Regions from separate parts of the Homo sapiens genome. Here region 2 is linked to region 1. The links are chromatin loops, found by intact Hi-C in ENCODE. Cell type or tissue: Caco-2. All regions are shown on one strand. Each heading gives the region's core, and the rest is flanking DNA. Links, peaks and the distances in the headings are about the cores only.

Region 1 (4,390 bases), core at 281-4,280:
CGGAAAATTTTACACAACACCTTACAGACACAAACAGGCTAGTCCAGAAGGCAGGAAGCTCCTTAGGACAAATAACAGGATTTCTTCAATAAATAAATGTCAGGAAAGGATGGGGAGAGAATTGCTATAAATTAAAAAGAACTGAGGAGATACACCATCCACTTGCTTCCTATGAGCCTCGAGCCTTGTTTGGATTACAGGTTTGCACCACCACACCCGGCTAATTTTTTAAGTTTTTGTAGAGACAGGGTCTCAGCATGTTGCCCAGGCTGGTCTCTAACTCCTGGGCTTAAGTGATCTTCCCACCTCAGCCTCCCGAAGTGCTGGAATTAGAGGCCTGAGCCAAAGCACCTGTCCCTGTCTTTTTTTTTTTTTTTTCAAAATGGAGCTTGCCTGTTGCCCAGGCTGGAGTGCAGTGGCGTGATCTCGGCTCACTGCAACCTCTACCTCTCAGGTTCAAGTGATTCTCCTGCCTCAGCCTCCCAAGTATCTGGTACTACAGGCGCGTGCCACCACACCTGGCTAATTTTTTGTATTTTTAGTAGAGATGGGGCTTCACCGTGTTAGCCAGGATGGTCTCGATCTCCTGATCCTGTGATCTGCCCGTCTCAGCCTTCCAAAGTGCTGGGATTACAGGTGTAAGCCACCACGCCCAGCCCCCCTGTCTTATTTTATATAAGCAAAACGGGTGGAACATAGATTAGGTATTAGAGAACTGCTGTTCACAGTTACCTGCTGTTAGAGTTTCACACGTGTATAAGTCTTGACAGTATGTACATTAGGTAAGTGTAATAGGTACATGTTTCTCTACACATAGATTTTTATAATGTGCTTATACCTCATCAGTTTGCCCATGTTATAAAATACCTTGCCCTTCTTCTCACATGCACACACAGTTCTACCTCTTTCTTTTTAATGCTCATGTATTATTTCACTATACAGATATGCCAAAATAATATCATTCCTCTATTAACGATCTTCATCTTGTTTCCTTTTGCTGTTGTTCTTGCTATTACAAAGAACATCATCAAAAACACTCTTGTTCATATATTTGTGTGCAAGCATTTCTGTTGGGCTGATTCCTAGGAGAAAATATGTACATACTTTTCTTTTTCTTTTTTTTTTTTAAGATGGAGTCTTGCTCTTGTTGCCCAGTTGGAGTGCAATGGCATAATTTTGGCTCACTGCAACCTCTGCCTCCTGGGTTCAAGAGATTCTCCTGCCTCACCCTCCCAATTAGCTGGGGTTACAGGCACCTGCCACCACACCCAGCTGATTTTTGTATTTTTAGTAGAGACTGTGTTTCACCATGTTGGCTAGGCTGGTCTCGAACTCCTGACCTCAGGTGATCCACCTGCCTTGGCCTCCCAAAGTGCTGGGATCACAGGCGTGAGCCATCGCACCCGGCCTGTACATACTTTTCAAAAGAAGAAGAAATAGGGTCTCTGAATGCTGACCTGCCCGAGGTTGCACGATGAGTAAATAGTATGCAAAGCCAGGCCTATGTGGCACCGAAAGCCGACCATATCTTCCATCTCCCTCATTGCATCCGCACTGGAGACTCTTCCAGACAATGCTATCCATTGACCTCAAAGGCCTTGGGAGGGGCTGCAGCATCCCACTTCACTGACAGCAAATATCCAAAAACTGCAATCGCTGAATCTGGGGATTATGAGCCTCTCCTGTGGTTGAGTGATATTTTTTTAAGTTGTCATCCAGTACATTGATGGAGCCCATAAACCCTCACTCAGCATCTGAACCAGGTCCCCGGCAGTCACAAGGTGGCAGCTGCATGAGAGACAGTGGATGGCAGCAGAATTCCTCTCCAGGGATTGCACTTGGTAACACACACCGGCCACACCCAGGGGCTTCACTGTCGATTCCATCGAATCCAGGACTCTGGAGATGAGAGGACAACGATGTCACTTGAGTAGGTGGCCCCCAGAGAGGCTCGCCTGTCCTGTCCACTTCTAAGGGGCAGTGGGGCTGACCTGAAATAAGAAGCCTTCTTTTTGGTATCTCCCCTGACCTGTTTTGTCTATCTCAGGTGAAGGAGGTGTTGCCTAGCAACTGGAGAAGGGCAATGATGTCCTTGGAATATTCTGTTCCCGTCATTGCGATACTTAACCTGGTTGATCATTAGCACAAAGACTAAGGAGGTGGCAACCTCCTTCCAGAAAAACGAGTTCTGTAAAGTCACCATGGGACCGAGAGGGGACTTCTAGTGTGGCTTTGGGAAGGGGTCTAGCTGGCACCAGATTTTTCGGTTCTCAGAAAGAACCTTTCCGCTGAAGTCGGTAGCATTCCTTGGTCAAGTGGACAATAGGTGTTAAGAAACTCTTTGAAATATGAGCCATGCCATTTACTTTCTATCTAATCTGTAAAACTGCAATGCAAATGTGATATTTGTTGGCATGTCTCTCTGGACTTTTATAGCCTTTTTACTTTGTAAGTATATTAAGCAACAGCAAATAATATCTGTAGGTCCTATGATATAGCATTAATGGGCTTTCTATGTCCTTTTCCATAGAATGTGTTAATCATTTACATTTTAACTAAGGGTTACTGCTGACACCGCGGTAGAAAGACTTCTCAAAGGGCCATTTCTATTACTGGGTAAATAATCCTAGATAAGCCTTTGCTCACCCTGAGACTCAAGTAGCTTGGAAACTTGAAGGTATGCCCTTGGGAAAGTTCGCTTGGCCGCCCTCCTCCCAGAGTAAACCAGCAAAAATAAGAGTGCTTGCTCACACAAAAGAGACTCAGGGTGCTTTCCAAGGGCTCCAAAGCTCATGGTTCTAGGTTTGAGATAGAGCAAGGGTTGTCTTTGCTCAGTGCTACAGGACAAGCCTCAAGGATTTCATCCACCCTGCAAGTCACAATCTCTAAAAAGTGAAGGAAAAGAAGTTACACATATTACTGCTCCCTAGGGAACCACGGTAGAGATGTTGGTGTGATTTCTTTAAATCCTTTTTCTGTAGTGTGTGTGCTGCTGAGTGCTGGGGTAGGGGAAGGAAACTTCCTTATTCTTTTGATAAATTTGTGGCCGTGTTGTTGGTACAACTTGGCATCCTCCTTTTTCATATATGAGCCTTGTTTGTGATATAGACATCTTTGCAGAACAAATTGCAAGGGCGGCAATGATAGGGGAGTGAAAGTAATACTATCCTCACCCATTGCCAAGTTCATGGCTGACACCCCATCACAAAAGACGGATTAACAAGAGAAAAGCATAACAAAGGTATTTAACCGAAGTTTTACATAACACATGAGTCTTCGGATATAGAGAGCCCAAAATACAGGGAAAACTGTATTTTTATGCTTAGATTTAATGAAGAAGGGATAGTCATGTAAAAGTGTAATTGGACCAAGAGAAGGTATGATTTAATCATAATGAACGACAGGGAACTTAGCAAGGCCTGTTTCTTCAGACTCATCTCCAGGGTCTCTGGGTCTTCATTCCTTTCCTCTGGATGTGGGGCAGGACACCTGTCACATGAGAGTCTTCAGGAGAGAAGGAAGGGAGGTCACGGACAGAACTTCCTACTTCTGTGGTTTTCCAGCTTCCTCCAGCTTAAAATACTCAGCATCCCAAAGTGCTGTATTTAGGGGTATCCTGCTCCGGGCCCTGACACAATTGTCCTCCTACTGTGAATCCTGGAGATCATTTGCACAATGCTTCACTATATATTTGCTATATCGAAAACCAAACACTGCATGTTCTCACTCTTAAGTGGGAGTTGAACAATGAGAACACGTGGACACAGGAAGGGGATCATCACACACCGAGGCCTGTCGGGGGGTGGGGGTAAAGCAGAGGGAGAGCATTAGGACAAATACCTAATGCATGCGGGCTTAAAACCTAGATGACAGGATGTTAGGTGCAACAAAGCACCATGGAACACATATACCTATGTAACAAACTTGCGCATTCAGCACATGTATTCCAGAGCTTAAAGTAAAATAAAAAATATGTCAGGTGAGGTGGCTCACGCCTGTAATCCCAGCACTTTGGGAGGCCTAGGTGGGCGGATCACCTGAGGTCAGGAGTTCGAGACTAGCCTGACCAACATAGAGAAACCCTGTCTCTACTAAAAATACAAAATGAGCCAGGCGTGGTGGCATATGCCTGTAATCCCAGCTACCTGGGAGGCTGAGGCAGGAGAATCACTTGAATCCAGGAGGCGGAGGTTGCGGTGAGCTGAGATCGTGCCATTGCACTCCAGCCTGGGCAACAAGAGCGAAACTCCATCTCAAAAATAAATAAATAAAATTAATAATACTACTAATAATTTGCTGTATCAAAGCAAGGAGGAACTCTAAAAATAATGAAAATAACAAACCGGAATTTAAATTCAGGCAACAGCATGTACTACCTCACCAACACTGC
Region 2 (4,390 bases), core at 207-4,206, 270 kb before region 1:
TGGTTCAGCTCATCACCCATCTTCTGATGATGTCCCGATCCCAGTGCTGGCGGCTGGATCTGCCTCCCACCCAGGAGGTGGTTCAGACTCTAGATCATGGCTTCTCCCAGCCAGCTGCATGCTGCACTCCAGATTGTCCCCAGCCTAGAGGTCATTGGATGCATCCCTCACCCAAAGCACAGATACTCTCTAGTCTTCCTGGGAGTCCTGAAAAGTGTCCCGGAAGAGAGCTCCCTGCCGCATCAGGACCCGCCATGGGCTACCCTTCTTCTTGTGAGGACACTTGGCTTATTTATTCTCCGTTTTCTTCTCTGTCGTGTCCACATGTTTGTTTTTGTTCAGCTGGGGCCACCGTTACCTATTCCTTCATGTAGCTGCTTGTTACACATTCAAAAGGTAAATAATGTTCCTTTTCAGCCTTCTCCAAGCTAAACAGCAGCTTGTTGCTCAGGATCTCAGGTGTGGCGTGTTGTCTAGAAGAGCCCCTGAACATTGTCTGGTTAGCCAGTTTCCTTCTCCAAATACAACACTTGGATGAAACAGTCCAGCTACGACCCACATGCACAGAATACAGGGCACGGCCTTTTCCTTTGAACGTGTTCTGCTGCTGTCTTAGCCCACTCTGCACTCTGTTCATCCAACAGAATTTTCTGGAAAATCAGCGACCCACGCGGTGTCACAGGCATGCTGGGTGGCCCTGGAGGGAAGCATCTGTGGTGTCTGTGTGGGCGCTGTGGCTGGGCTGTGTAGGGGAGAGCACCCTCTAGGCAGAGATCACTCCTGCAGAGGAGTGAGCCCGGGAGTGCAGCGCCCGCAGGTGGCTGAGCACAACCGTTGGCGCAGCTGCGGGAGAGGGGCCTGCAAGCCTGCACCTGTCTCATTTTGTTTTCTGTGTCTGGTTTATCTGCTTTGAGATGACCTTCCAGTCCTGAAAACTGCACTGATCACACTGCCTTGGGCCTCTCCCCAGAGGAAACCACCTGTGCTTACTAGTCTAACAATCTTAGCAGTTTGGAAATTCGAAATTTAAAAATGGTGTTGAAATATGCACTCAAAAAAGCAAAACAAAACCAAACCCCAAGGCTAACCAGAAACATCGCGTTCTATCCCCATGGCTCCCTCTGCTGAAGCGCTGGGCCTCCAAGCAATAGCACACGCTGCCTTGGCGCAGCATAGCCGGTGCATGGGTCGGGGACAGCTGCGCTCCTGAGAAAGGAAGGATGATCTCTAGGTGCTGGAAGTCAAGCTGAGGTCCAGAACTGCACCCCGGGTGGGGCCCATTGTCAGGCCCTTCAGACTTGACATTCCCTTCTCTTCCTTTCCTTTTTCCTCCTTTCCTCATTTCCCCTTCACTTCCTTCCTTCTTTCCTCCCTGTCTCTCTCCCTCCTTCCCTCCTTCTCTTACTTCTTAGGACTGTCCCTATTAGCACATATTTAAATGCACTGGGCACATACCCCAGTACCCATCCTACTCAGGGCCTGTGGTTATCCCTGCATCGTAGCAATCTGGGTAAGCAAACTGCTGAATAAGTTCTGATCTATGCTATATTTAGGGAGCAAACTCTAAAAGCCCTGGCCATGGGTTGCCAATGAAAAGACAGAGAGCCACCCCCCAGGCCTCTGGTGACCCAGGAGGAGATCAATGCCTTTTCCTTGGAAATCGTGCCACTCATGTCAAACAAGAGAAGTAAGATATTGTTGCCAATCAACCAGAAAGATATCTCCACGGACTTTCTGTCACTGGGAACCTTGACTGGCCCAGCAGGCACATCCGGGATGATAGAACAGGTTTGGGGACTTTTTCCCAGTATTACGGGGCCAGGCCTTGATCCAGCAGGAATACGTTGCATGCTTGCTGGGCATCGGCTACTATTCCCAGTGCTGGTGATATGGAAATCAACAAAACAGACAGAGCTTTACCCCTGAAGGTTTCAATGTAATTGCAGGAGCGTGCTCAAATCCAGTTGTGTCTCACAAAGGGAATGAGGCGCTTTTGTTTTTTCAGGTTCACGTTGGGCATGCTGGCTCACAAGGTGCTTGATTAGCTGCTTTGACATAAACGTTCAAGGACGTTTGTTGGTTAAGTTAAGACCTAAACCAACAGCAAATACAACTTGCCCTGGAAAGCATTCCTGTCTTGTTTGTATTCTCTGATACTGTCTACTTCAAAGGTCCTGACACCGCCTCCCACCCTGGGAGCCTCCTCCCAGGAGCACAGTGCCTATAGCGCAGTCCCCTGACACTGGGCCGGGATGAAAAGCCACAGGGGGGATGGGGAGGGCCAAGGGCCAGGGCCGCCACCAAGTCGTTCACAGCAGCTGCTTGGTGTCCTCTCTGCAGGCCTGCTCAAGGTGGTGTTCGTGGTCTTCGCCTCCTTGTGTGCCTGGTATTCGGGGTACCTGCTCGCAGAGCTCATTCCAGATGCACCCCTGTCCAGTGCTGCCTATAGCATCCGCAGCATCGGGGAGAGGCCTGTCCTCAAAGGTGAGTGCCGTGCTTGGGGCAGACGGCTGCCTTCATGGCTTGTGTGCAGAGGGAGGAGTGGTGGTTTCTGTCCCAGCTGGAGGCTGGGGGGCCCTGACGGCTTTATATCAGGAAGGAGGAGGAGAGAAGCATTTTGCAGTTACTCATTTAGGTCCCACGCCATTCCAAGGCACGTGCCGCTGCTGACCCCATGTGAGACTAGAACAGTGTGGCTTCTGGTTACCAGCACAAACCTGCAGCCAGACCTTGAACTGTGCTCTTTCCGCCCAGATCTTGGCTTCCTCCCCTGGGAAGCACAGGAGGGTCCAGGTTCTGAGATCCCGAATCATTTTAAGGTTTCTGTCGGACTGAAGAGCTGTTGGAAAATCTTCTGTAAAGTCTTGGGAAGCAAAAGCTAGTAATTGAGTAGATGTGAAAGAAAGGGCAGACATTGTATGTCGGTGAACACACGGCCTCAACCATCAGCTTAGGAAAGGCCCAGCTCTCTGTAGGGCGGCTGCTTTCTGTCCTTCCCCACAATCAAGGTGGGTTTTCTGAGAGCCTGCTGTGTGCTGGGCATGTCCAGGAGCTAAGGAGAGACGGAGGACAAGCCCACGAGGTCCCTGCCCCTTTGGCACTGATACCCTAGTGAGGGGAGGTGACAGCTTAACGCATGAACAAATGAGATTCGAGAGAGGATGGGTGGGGAAAGCCTCTGAGAAGGAGGTGACAATTGAGAAGCATCTCAGTGAAGCAAGGGAGTGGGCCATGCTGGGTTCTGAGGGCTGTGTGCCAGTTTGGGAGCATCATGACTTAGTCTACCCAGATTACTGTAAGAGAACACCATAGACTGGGGGCCTTATAAACAACGCATTTATTTCTGACAGTGTTGGAGGCTGGGAAGTTCAAGATCAAGGTACCCGCAGATTTCATGTCTGGTGGAGACCTGCATTCTGCTTCATGGATGGCTCCTTCTGGCAAACGAGGTCTCTGAAGCTCCTTTTATAAGGGCACTACTCCCATTCCTGAAGGCTTCATCTGCCAAAGGCCCCACCTCCTAACACCAGCACTCTGGGGATTAGGTTCCAACATATGAATTTCAGGGGGACACATTCAGTCCACAGCACATGAGTTGCAAACTGGGGGCCCAGAGACAGACCTGTCAGAGACAAGATTTGTCTAAAAGCAAAACACATAAAATATGGACAAGTATTTCAAAATCAAGAGATCTCCCATAAAACTCCATGTTAGAGCATCTCTTGAAACAGTAGAAGCTCTGATACCCCAGGCCCTCATTCCTGCAAGGCCATGATCAGCCACAGCTGGGCAGGCTGTGGTTACACAAGGGCGAGAGTATGGCCAGGACCAAAGGGATTCATCCAGTGGCCAGTAAAGTCACAGGAACAGGGAAGAAACAAGGAAAACGAGGTCCTTGTGCTTTATACATAGATTATCTGTAAGTCACACTGATCACTATGTTCTTTACTTCCTGGTTTCAATCTTATTTTACAATACACATTCTGGGACAGACTGAATTATCGCCGAAGGAAATGCCTACTGTGAAAGTCCATTTATTTATTAATTCAGCAGGTATATTTAGTAACAGCATCCCTCTCTGGGCCGTGGTCTGAGTGCACGTGTTTTAAGGTTCATCCTTTACTTCTAAGAACCTCAGAGTCTACTAGAGAAGAACTTAAAAGCCAAATCATAATGTTAGGAAACTGAACAAAGAAAATTAATGTGCAGCGTATGTTGAACAAAAATATGCATTTGGGGCCTGGCGCAGTGGCTCACACCTATAATCGCAGCACTTTGGGAGGCCGAGGCGGGCACATCACCTGAGGTCAAGAGTTCCAGACCAGCTTGGCCAACGTGGTGAAACCCTGTCTCTACTAAAAATACAAAAATTAGCTGGACATGGTTGCAG

What was found. Hi-C counts contacts between places; a loop is a spot of excess contacts. Peaks named below come from ENCODE experiments on the same cell type or tissue, not always from the same donor. Only the 100,000 strongest peaks of a DNase experiment are listed, where the experiment ranks them.
Region 2: it touches region 1 in a loop (13-fold over the local background); 1 of 110 quality-filtered maps calls a loop at or near these places.

The regions. Positions count from the first base shown.
Region 1 is chr21:41,591,280-41,595,669 of GRCh38, forward strand. No RefSeq gene overlaps it. Among named protein-coding and RNA genes, the nearest start is that of PCSEAT, 13 kb to the left of the region's middle. In Caco-2, for the core only: no CTCF peak of the experiment used is centred there; DNase peaks (open chromatin) are centred at 2,102 and 2,692.
Region 2 is chr21:41,320,583-41,324,972 of GRCh38, forward strand. FAM3B (FAM3 metabolism regulating signaling molecule B) reads left to right here. Exons shown (of 8, transcript NM_058186.4): 2 at 2,341-2,484. Among named protein-coding and RNA genes, the nearest start is that of FAM3B, 6.0 kb to the left of the region's middle. In Caco-2, for the core only: no CTCF peak of the experiment used is centred there; DNase peaks (open chromatin) are centred at 1,809, 2,209 and 2,549; H3K4me3 peaks cover 1,758 bases.